Linked DNA regions of Homo sapiens: region 2 is linked to region 1. Evidence: chromatin loops called from intact Hi-C (ENCODE). Cell type or tissue: heart left ventricle. All regions are shown on one strand. Each heading gives the region's core, and the rest is flanking DNA. Links, peaks and the distances in the headings are about the cores only.

Evidence for each region. A loop is a pair of places that touch in the nucleus more often than their neighbours do. Peaks named below come from ENCODE experiments on the same cell type or tissue, not always from the same donor. Only the 100,000 strongest peaks of a DNase experiment are listed, where the experiment ranks them.
Region 2: a loop joins it to region 1, with 2.5 times the contacts of the local background. A loop is called at or near these places in 18 of 110 quality-filtered maps.

Annotation. Positions count from the first base shown.
Region 1 is chr16:74,497,633-74,508,313 of GRCh38, forward strand. GLG1 (golgi glycoprotein 1) reads right to left here. Exons shown (of 26, transcript NM_001145667.2): 4 at 5,899-6,114. Among named protein-coding and RNA genes, the nearest start is that of CLEC18B, 81 kb to the left of the region's middle. RefSeq lists an enhancer at 8,055-8,554. In heart left ventricle, for the core only: no CTCF peak of the experiment used is centred there; no DNase peak of the experiment used is centred there; H3K27ac peaks cover 1,108 bases.
Region 2 is chr16:74,621,089-74,627,479 of GRCh38, forward strand. It overlaps RFWD3 (ring finger and WD repeat domain 3), which reads right to left. Exons shown (of 13, transcript NM_018124.4): 12 at 5,255-5,466; 13 at 311-2,983. The coding sequence ends at 2,840. Among named protein-coding and RNA genes, the nearest start is that of GLG1, 17 kb to the left of the region's middle. RefSeq lists an enhancer at 1-172. In heart left ventricle, for the core only: CTCF peaks have their summits at 2,331 (motif pointing left) and 2,531; no DNase peak of the experiment used is centred there.

The sequences.
Region 1 (10,681 bases), core at 2,833-7,832:
TTCACCGTGTTAGCCAGGATGGTCTCGATCTCCTGACCTCGTGATCCGCCCGCCTCGGCCTCCCAAAGTGCTGGGATTACTGGCGTGAGCCACTGCGCCCGGCCAACAGTGCTTTCAGTCAAGTTAAAAACCAACAAACCACATAATCCACTAAGAAGTTAGAGACTTTCTTGCTCCTTTCCCTACTCTGTGGTGTCCACAAACATCCCAATATGTAGAATCTGTTGTTTAATACTCACGTTGATGTTCTGGATTTATCTTAATGGGATTTAACAAGATTACCACTGTTTACACAAAACGCTTCTGAGAGTTTTCTTAAAAACCATCCAATTATCTTTAATTGTACACTTCATCATCCCCATAGCAACCACAAACATTCATTCATGCAAAATATGAGATAGTTCCCCTAAATATTTTCTATTCAAGAGTCCTAATCTATACTTACAAGATATGTTTCAACAATTTAAGGTATAACCACTAATATAGCAAACCAAAGCATCTTAAAATATAGTGCTATTAGCCCGGCACGATGGCTCATGCCTGTAATCCTAGCACTTTGGGAGGCCAAGGTGGGCGGATCACGAGGTCAAGAGTTCAAGACCAGTCTGGCCAACACAGTGAAACCCTGTCTCTACTAAAAATACAAAATATCAGCTGGATGTGGTGGTGTGCACCTGTAATCCCAGCTATTCGGGAAGCTGAGGAAGGAGAATCGCTTGAACCCAGGAGGTAGAGGTTGCAGGGAGCCGAGATTGCACCACTGCACTCCAGACTGGGAGGTGCAGTGCAAGGCTCTGTCTCAAAAAAAAAAAAAAGTATATATATATATATATATTATATTTTATATATATATTTTATATATAGTGCTATCATTTATACACACGCAATTAAAATCTTGTTATAATAAAATACCTATCTATGAAATAATCTGCATATAATAAAAAGATTCTGGCCAGGCGTGGTGGCTCATGCCTGTAATCCCAGCACTTTGGGAGGCCGAGGCGGGTGGATCATCTGAGGTCAGGAGTTCGAGACCAGCCTGGCCAACATGGTGAAACCCTGTCTCTACTAAAAATTCAAAAATTAGGTGGGTGTGGTGACACGTACCTATAACCCCAGCTACTCAGGAAGCTGAGGCGAGAGAATTGCTTGAATCTGGGAGGCGGAGGTTGCAGTGAGCTGAGTTAGTGCCACTGCACTCCAGCATAGACAACAAGAGTGAACTCCGTCTCAGGCAAAAAAAAAAAAAAAAAAAAAGATTCCTAAAACCAAGTAGCGTAACATCTACTTCAGACAAAATTTCAAATCAACCAAAGAATGTATTTTTTTCTATTTTAATTAAAGGATTTGTCTATAGCACCTTAATTTCCAAGTGTTTCCATGAAAGCTTTCGTGTTATCTCCTAACACACATATGAAGAAAGGACACAGCTCTGATATCTACTGCGGACATGAATGAACAGAGGCTCAGAGGAGTTAACTAACTCATTTGAGTTGTAGAACATGAAGTGTCTAGCTAACAGTCCATTATTTATTTATGGGGTTAATCTGGGTGAGTGGGTGGAGTCTATAAAACTCCTAAAACTTGTTTGTTGTTGTTGTTTAACTTTCATTTTTATTTATTTAAGAGACAGGGTCTTGCTCTGTTGCCCAGGCTGGAGTGCAGTGGAGGGATCACAGCTCACTGCAGTCCCAAGCTCCTGGGCTCAAGTGATTCTCCTGACTCAGCCTCCCAAGCAGCTGGGACTAGAAGCACACACCACCACCCTCAGCTATGGAACACTGTGTTTTTTACTGTACCTTTCCTATGTTTATATGTACTTATATACACAAATACTATACTTGTGTTATAAATGTCTCCAGTATTTCAGCATAGCCACATGCTGTACAGGTTTGTAGCCTAGGAGCAATAGGCTATACTACATAGCCTAGGTGTGTAGTAGGCTATACTCTATGATACTCACACAGTGATCAACTTGCCTAACAACACATTTCTCAGAACGTGTCCTGGTATTCTCATTGTATCCTCATCGATAAGCAACGTGTGACTAAATGTAACTACACTGGCATTAGGTCATAACAACACTTCTGGCTGGGCACGGTGGCTCACGCCTGTAATCCCAGCGCTTTGGGAGGCCGAGGCAGGTGGATCACAAGGTCAGGAGATAGAGACCATCCTGGCTAACACTGTGAAACCCCGTCTCTACTAAAAATACAAAAAATTAGCCGGGCATGGTGGCAGGCACCTGTAGTCCCAGCCACTCAGGAGGCTGAGGCAGGAGAATGGCATGAACCTGGGAGGCGGAACTTGCAGTGAGCCGAGATTGTGCCACTGCACTCCAGCCTGGGCGACAGAGTGAGACTCCGTCTCAACAACAACACCAAAATAAAAAAAAACAATACTTCTCTACTAGATGTTTCCATTCATTGTAACTTTCAGATAAATATTTTTTTCAAATAAGGGTATTTCAGGAGTTCCTCGGAGTCTCTGAGCTTTTAGTGCATTGGAGTTTATAACTGAAAGGCATATAAATATTTGACAGCGAAGACTGCATGGTTAGTTACCAAACATTAATTAAAGTGAGGTGAACTACACACCTGCACATTATGAGAAAATAAGCTCATTTAGGTTTAAAAAGTTATTAATACACAGGCTTGGCATATGAGTAATAAATTATCCTATAAATGAACTTACAATAATTTTTTGTTAACTTTATTATGGTAGAAAAACATCTGCTTAAAATCTACTGCCATTGCCTTGATCCGTTTTTAGAAGTTTGATAGGCAGTATTTTTCTTCCCCATATTCCGTGTCCTTTAACAACAACGGCCCCCACAAAAAAAAACAAAAAAAAAAACCAACAACAGATGCTAACACTAATCTCTAAATAGTAGGCGAGAACTCAGTTTTTATCTCTGCTATAAACCATTCTCTATTTCAATCCTTCTGCTGTCTTCTGTAATCTACCTCACTAGATAAAGGAAAAAGGAATATTAGAATTACTCAAATTAACTGGTTAAAAGCAGGAAATAATAAATGAAATAATAAATAATAAATGATACAGCTACCGAGAGAAAAGCATAAAAGTACTAATACTGTGGCACATGTCCGCAATTAAGTTCCTTTGTTGGCAGCCACAGTCTTTTTCTTCAGATGATGTAAATCATTTATATCTTTACTTTTGGAAATCTGCCCTTTCATTTTGACAACATTTATTATTATATAAAATTCTAAAGCCTTTATTAATGTATCTTCTTTGTTCTAAAATTTATATTAACATTTGAAAAAATCATAGTTTTGAAATCATGACATTTATGTGTTCATACAAAGGCAAGGTACAAACAGATTAACCATGAATCCTCTCCTCGGTCCTCTGGAGGAGGCCAAGTCAAAGCCAGTCATAGAAGAGTTTCAAGCTTCAGTGGCAGCAAATTTGAAACTGACAAGCCTGTTGTTTTCTGTGTTCAGAAGCTGCTTTGTTAATTTTCAGTATAAGTTTTCTATCTGAATAACTGGCTTCAGAAAAGCAAACTACGGGTTTTAGAAAAAGGCAGAGAAGAGCTGAGAACATGCCTCCCTCTTTTTTAAATTTGGCTGTAGTACAGAGTGAATGATATAGGAAGGAAGGTGTTTTTTCAGAAGTTCATGTGTGAGTCTATCTCACCGTCCCCAAAATACAAGAAAGCCTTTGATGCTGGTGTAGTGACCTGGTATAAACTGAAATTTCACCCAACTGGTAGACATACTGAAAGATTAAATGACAAAAGTGTCATTTCTATCTTTAGTCCATAGGAACAATTTTTATTATTTTATCTAAGTGAATAAACAATCCTGTCGTGCCTTTTGGCTCCAGCAGTACTATTTTCTGCAATCGTTTCAGTCACTACAGACTTAGTAACTCATACATGGAGGTGACAATTCAGAGAGCTAGAAGGAGGCTAATCAGCTGCTACCTTGGTGGTTACCAGGCAAGAACTACTCCACAGAGGGACTGAAACGCTTGGCTTTACTGCATGGAGCACTCATCACGAGGGTGAAAAAGCCTCATTTCTGATTCCTGAAAAGTATGTTTGGAACCCTGTGGAGACTTTAAAAGGAGCCAGGTTTGGAATTGGATATAATTTTCAACATCCTAAATAAAGTCAGAAGAGCTTCCTGAATCATCAGTGACTTAAGTGCTTTTGTGTCATTTTGAGAGTCTGCTGGGAAGGAAAACACTGCGTTCTTTATTAAAGCTGTCCTTTCTTTATTTGCCTGAAAGATTTATGCCAAGCCACAGAGTTTTTCAAGACCAACTCAGTGGTACACTCGGATAAGGGATCAGGCCCTGTGCTCATATTAAGGAAAGGGCATCAGGGCTTTGGTGACAGCCAGACAATACACAGCAAGAAACCCTTCATTTGAACGGTGTGCTCAGTTCCAGGATCCTAACACCATGTCCCCTTTGTCAGTGATAGACGCCTGCCAACCATGAACAAATAGAGGGCAAAGGGACAAATGGGTTTTATTTTCCATCATATTTCCTGAACAGTAGATTAATGAGCAGCAGCAACTAATAGGTGATGCCACAGGTCTCAGGGTCCCTCTCCCACTGGCATCCATTACTTTTCAGGAGTTTTTTTCATTTTTGCTGAGCAAACAAATTCAGAATAAACCTGGCCAGATCTCTATTGTGACCTTCTGTTCAGCAGACTAAGTCAAAAAATAAGATCAGATATAACTGTGGAAGAAGAAACTAGCTAGGTAGTTATTTTCTTTCCTGTCTTTACTAAAATCAGTTCTTCTGAGATGAAGATTAATAATATATCACATTTAGAGAGGACTTTTCTTCCAACTAACTAGAAGTACCTTCACATATCTTAAAATTTTCTGATATTTTATAGATGGACAGCAGCCAGTGTGCTAAGTAATTTTTTTTTTTGTTTTTTTTGAGACGGAGTCTCACTCTGTCTCCCAGGCTGGAGTGCAGTGGCGCGATCTCGGCTCACTGCAAGCTCCACTTCCTGGGTTCATGCCTTTCTTCTGCCTCAGCCTCCCAAGTAGCTGGGACTACAGACACCTGCCACCACGCCCGGCTAATTTTGTTTTTGGTTTTTTTTTTTTTTTTTTTTTGTATTTTTAGTAGAGACGGGGTTTCACCGTGTTAGCCAGGATGGTCTTGATCTCCTGACCTCGTGATCTGCCCACCTCAGCCTCCCAAAGTGTTGGGATTACAGGCATGAGCCACCGCGCCCGGCCAGTAATTTTTTTTATACTAACAGTGGGACATATGCAGAGAAAGATTACTGAACTTGGCCGGGACCGGTGGCTCACGTCTGTAATCCCAGCACTTTCGGAGGCCGAGGCGGGCAGATCACTTGAGGTCAGGAGTTCAAGATCAGCCTGGCCGACATGGCGAAACCCCAGCTCTATTAAAAATACAAAAATTAGCCAGGCGTGGTGGTGCATGCCTGTAGTTCCAGCTACTCAGGAGGCTGAGGCAGGAGAATCACTTGAACCCAGGAGGCTGAGGCTGCAATGAGCGGAAATCCCACCACTGTACTCCAGCCTGGGAAACAGAGGGAGACTCTGTTTCAAAAAAAAAATATTAGAGAACTCAGGTCTCTCCTTTGCCAGAGGCACATTACAGGTAACCAGCAGCTGGTCTAATATTGTGAAGATAACACCACTCTTTGCAGGTATTAATTCCTCTGCTTCCCATACAGTACTGAAAAATTTTGCTACAAACACATGAAATACATTGTCAACCAGCCTTAGCTCTTAGGGCTGTCTGGACAAGTTTCTTCAATTTCAACTTAAGGTCACTCCAGTCCTAAATTTTTCCCATGTCAGTTATACAAAGCTTTTCATACACCAAATTTTAAGACCCCTTTGTTGAAGCTAACGTAGTATTAGATACCTTTTCTCCAAGCCGAATACTGCCACATTTCAGAATGTTGATGTCATTTTTGCAGTCATCCATGAAGCCACAGATTAAACGGTAATCACTAAAAATGATGGCCGTCATCTTGGTAATGTACTGGTGACACTGATACTCAGTGATGTTGCCTCGGTGATCCACCAAGCAGGAAACCATGTAACCTTTTCCAACCGGTTCATCAGCACATTCTTTAATCTGCTCAAAATAAAGTAGCTGTTTTACAAAAGTGTTCCATGCTCGTATCAAACAATATTTATCAAAGAGAAAAATGTCTGAAATTTTCCTGTTGATTTCCTAATTCTTTACTTGGAAGAAAAAAAGAAAAATGCTTAGAAATATATCCAAGGAAAACATTTAGGAATACATTCATTTTAAAGAAAAATAGTGTCATCCCTACTCAGACTGTTGTGCCTTCTAGAAAAACCTGATTAATGTGTTTTGCAAAAGAATACCTACATATCAAATGCTTAGGTAATGCTCACTTCTAAATGCAGTGAAAAGAGCTGTTAACATCTACAGCTTTGGCATGGTCCTATGAAGTCCTTGTAACCATGCAAAAAATGCAGGAGACAGCGAGGGGATGAATCTAGGGAGGAAGATTTGACAAACAGGTGCAAAAGTGAAGTCCAGCTGCATACCCTAAGCCAAGCTACACAGAAAACTATTATTGTTAGGCAAACCTAAGGGCCAAGGAGAGACAGGAGGGAAGGTGTAATATTACTTCTTGACATGACATTATTATTATTTATCTTTTGAGGCAGAGCCTTGCTCTGTCGCCCAGGCTGGAGTGGAATGACATGATCTCGGCTCACTGAAACCCCTGGCACCCAGGTTCAAGTGATTCTCCTGCCTCAGCTTCCTGAGTAGCTAGGATTATAGGAGCTCACCTCCATGCCAGGCTAATTTTTGTATTTTTAGTAGAGACGGAGTTTTGTCATGTTGGCCAGGCTGGTCTCGAACTCCTGACCCCACGTGACCCACCCACCTTGGCTTCCCAAAGTGCTGGGATTATAAGCGTGAGCCACCTCACCTGGCCTACTTCTTGACATGACATTAATGTGTTCTAAATTAACTATGGATTGAACATGTGTTTTTGAAATCAGTAGAATCCAAACTTAACCGCTGTGGTCTGGGACACATGTGGTCTGGGAAACATGTTTAAAATAATGTTCAGTGCAGTTTAGCAAGAAGTTTGGGAAGGGGAACCTAGTTTGGATGGTTTAGACATATGATCTAGTGGATCAGGCACAGAGTGATTCTGCATGGTGGTGTTCCTGCAAAGTGCATTCCAAACCACAAAATGCTAATAAAGCAAACTAGCCCCCAAATGCTGAAATTCAGGCAAAAGTAAAACCTAATAATAGAATTATAAGCTTAAATTATAAAACAGAGAAGGGTGTTTGGAAAAGAGCCTATTGCATTTGGGGAAATTAAGACAAACTGAAGTGGCAATTCTGACAAGAGGAAGGAGTTAAATGGGAATGTTTATTTTGAATATAAACAAGAAACAGTGCTTTATTTGTCCTTTGAATGCAATAGAGAGCATTCTCCCCATTAGGCCTATCTATCACAAGCATGCCCATAGGGCAAAACAAACACAATCTCCTCTTCCAAAAGGTGCTGGATGAAGGACACACCACCGAGGAATTATCCTATAGGCAACAGGTTGTCTTCACCTCTAACTCCAGTATCAAATCCAGACCACGTAAATAACTCAGTTCAGAAAAGAAAGTTGTGTTTACTTCTAAAGGGGCAAACTTGGGAATTTAGTAAATAATAGTCTCACACTGGTTTCAGAGACAGCAGAGATTTTCAACAGTCAAGATGAATGAAATTCTTTCAGTTTAACCCCAAGTAAGTTTTTGTGATGCCTAAAAGAGGGCCATGGCTGGGCACGGTGGCTCATGTCCGTAATCCCATCACTTTGGAAGACCGAGGGGGGTGGATCACTTGAAGTTAGGAGTTTGAGACCAGCCTCGCCAACATGGCGAAACCCCATCTCTACTAAAAATACAAAAATTGGCCAGGTGCGGTGGCTCATGCCTGTAATCCTAGCACTTTGGGAGGCTGAGGCAGGTGGACTGCCGGAGCTCAGGAGTTCGAGACCAGCCTGGGCAACACGGTGAAAGCCTGTCTCTAATAAAATACAAAAAATTAGCCAGGTGTGGCGGCGTGCGCCTGTAGTCCCAGCTACTTGGAAGGCTGAGGCAGGAGAATTGCTAGAACCCGGCAGGCGGAGGTTGCAGTGAGCTGAGATTGAGCCATTGCATTCCACCCTGGGCAACAGAGCGAGACTACTTCTCTAAACAAATAAACAAAAAACCCAAAATTAGCTGAGTGTGGTGCCACGCATCTGTAGTCCCAGCTACTTGGGAGGCTGAGGCAGGAGAATTGCTTGAACCCAGGAGGTGGAGGTTGCAGTGAGCCAAGATTGCACCACTGCACTTCAGCCCCGGTGACAATGAGAGACTCCATCTTAAAAAAAAAAAAAAAAAAAAAAGAGGGCCAGGACTGTATTTCCTGGAAAAGATTTTTTTTTTTTTTTTTTTTTGCCGAACAAAACAGACTTAAGTTTGAAAAGTGAAAGGAGGAATAGATGCTTGAAAATCCCAGCACTTGTAATTCAACCACAGAAAAACACTGGATACAAAACAAGACTAGTGGCAGACACCCACTTAATGAAACAGAGAAACATTTTTCCAGGCCCTAATATTGAGCAACCAAAAGTTTTAAAACATCTCAAGAGGCCAGGAGCGGTGGCTCACACCTGTAATCCCGGCACTTTGGGAGGCCCAGGCGGGCGGATCACGAGGTCAGGAGACTGAGACCATCCTGGCTAACACAGTGAAACCCCATCTCTACTAAAAATACAAAAAAAAAATTAGCCATGTGTGGTAGCAGGTGCCTGTAGTCCCAGCTACTTGGGAGGCTGAGGCAGGAGAATGGCATGAACCTGGGAGGCGGAGCTTGCAGCGAGCAGAGATCGCGCCACTGCACTCCAGCCTGGGTTACAGAGCAAGACTCCGTCTCAAAAAAAAAAAAAAAAAAAAAAACTCAAGAGAAACCAGGAGCACATTTTGAACTGTAGCCTCAATAAGAAACTAAATGTAAATTTTAGCTTCAATCACTTGAGATTTTACTGAAACAGAGATGTGGCACCTACTCATTTTTCAGCTCACTATCCATTACAACAGGGCGTGGTGTTAGAATGAGAAGTTTGCATGTTTCTTCATTCTGCTGGATAGCACTTTTTCCTTCTATCTTACTAAACTTCTAAGATGAACAGCAAAAAAGGGGCACTAAATCATCATCAACATATTTAAGAATAGGAGTAAACTCTGAAGTGGCTGGGGAGCAGATTGAAAAGGTACCATGAGCAAAATGCTGCAGTCACTCTATTTTTTGACTGGAGCCAGAAGGAAAGCAGGCAGGATTTAGCTCAATCCTGGAGATTAAGTTTGGTTTGTATTAATAGTTTACAGGTATTCTTGTGATGTTGTTTTTCTCCCTGGAAGTAGGATTCCAAAATTAAGAAAGATGATAGAATGAAAATACAGAATGAAATGTTTTGCTGGAGACTGTGTTCTTCCTGATATTTAATTTCCCTGACTCCAGTATAATCTTCCTGTGGGAGGGAGAAGTGTCCTTGTTAATGCTAATCTTTTACAAAACTAGAACACCCCAAAAGGTCACAGAGGACCATCGTGATACACACATTATATGGAAACCAGCCTAATGCAAAGAGTGAAATTATTCTAGTGAATATGTACATACTCAACTAAATTTCCCTGGGCCAATCAAACTGGTATGTATTTAATGGGACACAAAATGGGGCAAAACAAACATATGCGGGTATATATATATGTATCTCTCCAATGTGTTTTTTAAAAAAAAACTACTTATGGCCGGGCACGGTGACTCATGCCTGTAATCCCAGCACTTTGGGAGGTTGAGGTGGGTGGATCACATGAGGTCAGGATTTGAGACCAGCCTGGCCAACATGGCAAAACCCTGTCTCTACTAAAAATACAAAAATTAGCCAGTCCTGGTGGCATGTGCCTGTAATCCCAGTTACTTGGGAGGCTGAGGCAGGAGAACTGCTTGAACCCAGGAGGCAGAGGTTGCAGAGAGCCAAGGTGGCACCACTGCACTCCAGCGTGGGCGACAGAGCAAGACTCCATCTCAAAAAAAAAAATCTACTTACAATTGTATAGTACCACAATATAGAGGGAAAATACAAACATTTAAAGTTCAAGCCTAGGAATAATTTGTTAGTATTTAGTTCAGTTATTAAGCAAACATCTTTGCCCTTGATATTTTAAAGTTAGAGGTTTAGTCCTATAGCTAGCTAAGGGAGTTTGAGATGTAGAATATTAAAGCTAGGAGCTAAAGATAAATTTTTCAACGATATGCCTTTCTGCTCGGAAGCCCCAAGGTAAATATGAGGGGTCACTGCTTTAAAAGAATAAAACATAACTGATCTAGTATTAGAAAGTTTGAGAAAACAGGTTCTACGAGTCCCCATAATGACACAAGGAACACAGGCTGATGGTTTATCTGGATGAGACAGGGTCTTCCTTAAGAGCTCTGAAGAATGTGGCCCTGACTTAATTCATCAATAGGGCCAGCTTGAGGACAATTAGTATGGTGTGAGATCTATGACTGTTAATTCTGGGGTGGAAAAATAGCAACTGTTTTCTCTGTGATTCTCATATTTCAGTATGCAGAAACTCTGGCTTCCTGGAGTTTCTATTATTGATTC
Region 2 (6,391 bases), core at 1-5,000, 120 kb after region 1:
CCAACATGCTGAAACCCGTCTCTACTAAAAATACAAAAATTAGCCGAGCATGATGGCGCACACCTGTAATCTCAGCTACTCAGGAGGCTGAGACAGGAGAATCTCTTGAACCTAGGAGGCGGAGTTTGCAGTGAGCCAAGATGGCGCCACTGCACTCCAGCTAGGGCTACAGAGCAAGATTCCGTCTCAAAAAACAAACAAACGAACAAACCCGAGAAATCTACCAGGTTGGGATTATATCCCTCTCCCAAGAGGCAGACATGTTCCTGCCTCTAGAAGTGAAAGAGACAAAAGGCACTAGGAGCCATTATACATAGCAAATTCTTTATTTTCATATTAACAGTAAAACATAAAACAGAAACATTAAAACAGGGCATAAACAGAGTTCCCATGGCCCTGTTTTCAAAGCAGGGGCAAGAATACATACAATGACAAGACATTTTGAGTTCGTTTAACTCCAAATCCTCAAGTGGGGAAAAAAACTTAGAGGTAGTGACAAAGGAATATGGTGGGGCAGAGACTGGTGGAGCCCAGAAGACTAAAGCCTGGATTTATAAATGTGATGTCCTACAACGGGGACTGGGAATGGCATCAGGGTTTTTTTTTGTTTGTTTGTTTTTTTTGAGATGGAGTCTTGCTCTGTCACCGAGGCTGGAGTGCAGTGGCGCGATCTCGACTCACTGCAACCTCTGCCTCCCAGGGTTCAAGCAATTCTCCTGCCTCAGCCTCCCAAGTAGCTGGGACTACAGGCATGCGCACCACTGCACCCAGTTAATTTTTGTATTTTTAGTAGAGATGGGGTTTCACCATGTTGGTCAGGCTGGACAAGGCTTTTTTTCTTTGGAGAAATCACTCACGATCGTATGAATTTGCTTCCAAAACATCCAAATTTAATGTACTAATGCAAGGACTGGTAAGACTTAAGATTCACATAACGTCCCTCATAGTTAAGTCTCTTGCTTCCTACTATTAGTGGAATCAATCAGCATCAGGTACTTCAAAGAAAGTCAAATCCTAAGCCTGCCCAGGCCCAAAGACAAAGCCAGCCAGGACCTGACCACCTGTATCCTCTTGGTGGCAATCTGCTGAAGCCAGATGAGTTCTGCTTTTTAATTCCAATCCTATTCTGCCACTGAAACTAGGCCTGGGCAACCACTCTTAATCATTAACATATCAAAAGGAGTATCTCCTCTGAGAAAAGAGCTTTTCTCAGGTTCTAGAAGCTAGCTTTTACAAAAGACGTCTTCAAATAGGGGCCGGGTGCAGTGGCTCACGCCTATAATTTTGGCACTTTAGGAGGCTGAGGTGGGAGGATTGCTTGAGGCCAGGAGTCCAAGACCAGCCTGGACAACGTAGTGAAACATCTATTTCTACAAAAAAATTTAAAAAAGGAAAAAATTATGTCCTAAAATATTAAAGGGTCATTAAAAGGCACAACTAGAACTTGGAACTCTGGGGAAATCTAGTGCAACAACCCCTTGCCGGAGAGAAAGATCCTAGAAACAGCTCTTGAATTGACAGGTCAGAAGTGTTTTATAATAAAAACGATAACAACTCTTCAATAATCATTTGAGAAAATCAGACTGTTAAGCCATTTTCTCCCATGAACAGGACACTGACCTGCCCACATCTTGAAGCATATTCTGTTGTGGAAGTGGGTTGGCAAAGTAGTCTGAGGCAAGGCAAAGAAATACAAACTGAGCCCTAGAAAAGGTTAGGGAGGCAAATCAAAGGAAACTGGAATCAAACATCAGCTTCACATGGGGAAGGCTTTAACTGGATAACTGGAATGTATAAAGAACACTTAAGAACAGCCCCTCAGTCTGAGGAATTGGCTTTATTTAGATAGGAACTCTCAAAATGGGAGACAAGTTCTTCTCATGTTTTCAATAGCAGTCTGAATAGCTTTTGTAAATTCTCTTATGTCTTTTCTCCTGATCTCTGACACTAGGGGAGACTCAAGTAAAAGCTTTGACCTATCACTCATCTTTTCCTGGCAAGAGATAGTGTTCTTCAAAGCACTAGCTTGGATAAAACCAATCCTGAGATCCTAAGCTGGCTAGAAAAAACAAAATCTTCCCCACCGCTCAAACAACTGGCCTCTTTCCTTACCTTTCGCAAAGCAATGAACTTAATGCACTAGGCATTAGCAAAGGGAATCGTTCACTAGCTGCTTCCATCACTGGGCCTGCCAATGTCCCAGCACTTCACACCTGGAACACAAGTGTTATTGCCACAAAGCACACCCAGGTGTGCTATCACACACTTGTGTGGAGATGAGACAAGTTACTAAAAGATTGTCAGCCTTCAAGGTCAGAAATAAACCGGACACAAGGTTCTACAGTGCCCTCTTGTGTTCAACTGAATAATACTCTTTTACATCTACGTTGCATCAAATCAGTACCAAGACGATGGTTAGTCCCTTCAAGGATACTTAAGTGACAGGACAACTCAGATGGGATGTCATATTCCCCAGAAAATGCTTGATGCCCACTCACATCCTAGATGATGAGAGGACACTCTCTAAGGTCCAGAAAGTCACACAGAAAATAAAGAAAATAAGAATTTCCAACATACAATAATGGTTAATGAAGGCTTTAAACCCAAGAAATGGATAATGTAGATAAAGTACCCATCAATTACTCTTTTAGTGGACATAACAGATACACAATCTGTAGTGTCTCAGTGACCTAGGGTCCTAGAATCATACTAATGCAAACAAACCATGATTCCCAATGTTCTAGACTGCAGACAATAAACAGGGATCTTGCTTGGGGCTGCTAGGCGCTAGCAAACAACATCTAACCAGCAGCATGCCTTCAAGGTTTCGAGACCACAGTCACTCCCACTTATAGATGTGGACCATCTTCTCTGTTAAGGTAGCCAAGTAGCTGTTACGGTTCACCTCAAATGGGCAGATGTCCAACACAGGCTGATCGGTCTGTAGGTCCTGGAGCAACGAGCCACTGGCAGCATCCCACAGCTAAAGAACACAAGCAGAGGGAAGGGTCAGGAGTCAGTCAGTACACGAAGGGACTTCCATTCTTCATCATCTAACAAGTCTGAAAGGCTGCAGAGAGAACACTACCTGGAGAGCAAAGCAGGCTGTCCCTAACCTTTGCAAGGTTGTTCAAAGTCAGCACACCTGACATAGTTCAGGTACAGCCTCACCTACTGTAATCAGCAATTAGTCTACCTGTAAGTGGACCTGAAATAAAGCCCAGCTTCCATTCATTCAATGTGCCAGCCTCTTCTAGGGACAGAAGGGTCAATAAGATAAAGTCCCTGTCTTTGCCCTCATGGAACTCACCCTTTTTTTTCTTTGAGACGGAGTCTCACTCTTGTCACCCAGGCTGCAGTGCAGTGGCACGATCTTGGCTTACTGCAACATCTGCCTCCTGGGTTCCAGCGATTCTCATGCCTCAGCCTCCCAAGTAGCTGGGATTACAGACATCCACCACCACGCCCGGCTAATTTTCTTGTATTTTTGGTAGAGATGGGTTTCACCATGTTGGCCAGGCTGGTCTAGAACTCCTGACCTCAGGTGATCCACCCACCTTGGCCTCCCAAAGTGCTGGGATTACAGGCGTGAGCCACCGCGTCTGGCCTCTAAAAATTTATTATTGGCCAGGCATGGTGTCTCACACCTGTAATTCCAACACTTTGGGAGTCTGAGATGGGAGGACAGCTTGAGGATAGGAGATTGAGACCAGCTGGGGCAATACAGCAAGAATCCAATCTCTACAAGAAAAAATTAGCCAGGTGTAGTGGTGCATGCCCGCAGTCCCAGCTACTCAAGAGGCTGAAGGAGGATTGCTTAAGCTGAGGAGTTTGAGGCTACAGTGAACCATGATTGCACTACTGCACTCCAGCCTGGACCGAGTAAGATACTGTCACTTAAAAACAAACAAACAAACAAACAAAAAGAAATGAAAAATATTTTGAAGTATTAAAAAGTAGAGCTAGCCGGGCATGGTGGCACACACCCATAGTTCCAGCTACTTGGGAGGCTGAAGCACAAGAATCACTTGAACCCAGGAGGTGGAGGTTGTAGTAAGCCAAGATTGCACCTCTGCACTCCAGCCTGGGCAACAGAGCAAGACCCTGTCTCAAAAAAAAAAAAAAGTAGAGAGGGACAGAAAAAAAAAGGTAGAGAGCACGGTGGCTCATGCTTGTAATCTTAGTAGTCTGTGAGGCTGAGGTGAGAAGACTGCTTGAGCCCAGGAGTTTGAGACCAGCCTGGGAAACATGGCAAAACCCTGTCTCTACTAAAAATACACAAATTAGCCGGGTATGGTTGGTGTGCACCCAGCTACTTGGGAAGCTGAGGCACAAGAATTGCTTGAACCTGGGAGGTGGAGGTGGCAGTGAGCCGAGATTGCGCCTCTGCACTCCAGCCTGGGTAACAGAGCGAGACCGTCTCAAGAAAAAAAAAAAAAGGACAGACCAGGCGCAATGGCTCACGCCTATAATCCAACCTTTTTTCTTCTGCCATTGACTTGTTGTGGAAGCCAGATCAGCTGTCTTATAGAACGCCCACAACCCGGACTTGTGTATATGCTTTCTGTGCTATCATTAAACTTGTTCTCCTCTATTCCCTGCAACTCCAGTCAATGAAAGTTAGCGCTAGCTTCTAGAGTGGCACTATACAATATGGTGGCCTCTAGTCACACAAGTTTATATTTAACTTGATTAAAATTAAACATTAAGTTCTTCCTTGGCACTAAGCACACTTTAAGTGCTCATGTGACTAGTGTGACTGTACTGGACAGTGCTACTCTAGGCCTTAATCAGACTCAGGTTCAAGAACATCTCAGCTGGGTGCAATGGCTCACGCCTCTAATCCCAGCACTTTGGGAGGCCAAGGCCGGCAGATCACTTGAGGTCAGGAGTTCCAGACCAGCCTGGCCAACACGGTGAAACCCTGTCTCTACTAAAAATACAAAAATCAGTCGGGCATGGTGGTGGGGTGCCTGTAATCCCAGCTACTCAGGAGGCTGAGGCAGGAGAATCACTTGAACCCAAGAAATAGAGGTTGCAGCAGTTCAGTCAAGATCTACAAAGCAATACGGAAAGCACGACTCATGGAAACCAAGCAATCTCACATACACACATATGCGGATATGTGGGATTACAGAGCAGAACTTACACTTTTTTGCTATATGAGCTTCTGTAAAAAAAGTTCATGTTTTCCCTTACCAATATTTTAAGCAAAACTACTTTTTATATGAAAGTAAAAAAGTAACAGGCTCACCAGGGCAGAATTTGCTGCTTCATCCCCAGTACACACCAGGATGTTGCCATCATTCTCTGGGCTTTGGAAAATGGCATTTTTGGTCAATAGTTTGCAAGTAGGTCCTCCAAAAAATGTATGTACAGGCTGGCAGGAGCAGATTGGATTTCCAGTGTCATCCAGTCGGTAGGACATTTCCATCAGCACACTTCGTATGGTGGTGTGATTTTTATCTATGGGACAGAGAAATCAGTGCTGCACCATGGGGACGCTACACAAAAAATTAACCAAGTACCCAAACCTCACACGCTTACAACCTAGTTGGATGGAAAAGCCATAAATGCATTAAACCATCAAGAACAGTTACAAAACAAATGAAAGAACAATATCACAGCATCAATGAAATTTAGAACCGTAGGCTAGCATCAGTGAAATTTAGAACCATAGGCTAGGAATCAAGTTATCTACAATAGCTTTTTGCTTAAGAGAAAAACAATTCTGTGAGTTGTCTGTTTTAGTAAAATCAGTCTCCTGCCAGACCTCTGCTAGGGGATTTCTCTCTCAAGAATTCTCAGTAAAAGGTTTTTCCCTTCCCCCAGTGAGAACCTCATTAGCCCCTGGGACTGCACATTTTTATAAAGTGAAAGCATGCTATTACAGAAAGGGAAACATGTATCTGAAATTCTGCTGGGAGGCAAACAAAAGCAAGATAACAAAATAGGACCCCCAGGCTTTGTACACCAGTCACAACAAATCACAGTCTTGGAGACAGCCGAGCTGTGGGATGATGAAGAGCCAAAGGGTCTGAAGTGGTACTGGGATGTTTCTCAGCTCAAACAAAACTTAAAAACATGAGTAGACCCACCCACAACTAGCAGAAGTGTGAGCATTTAATGACTAACTCTGACTATACATCTGCCTGACTGTTACAAATGTGTTTAATACAGTTGTTACCTCAGCATCTGTTTTTAGGGCTAGCATAAATTATTTGAAACCCAGATGTACCCTGTCAACTTTGGCCTAGTTAAAACATCCCTTCCCTGAGCAGAGGTTTGAAATATAGCCCACTTGTCCCTCCCCTCCACCCCTACCCCACCCCTAAGGGAGCAGGCCTGTCCTGGATGGCTCCCCCTTCTTCCCATTGGCCCCTGAAGCATG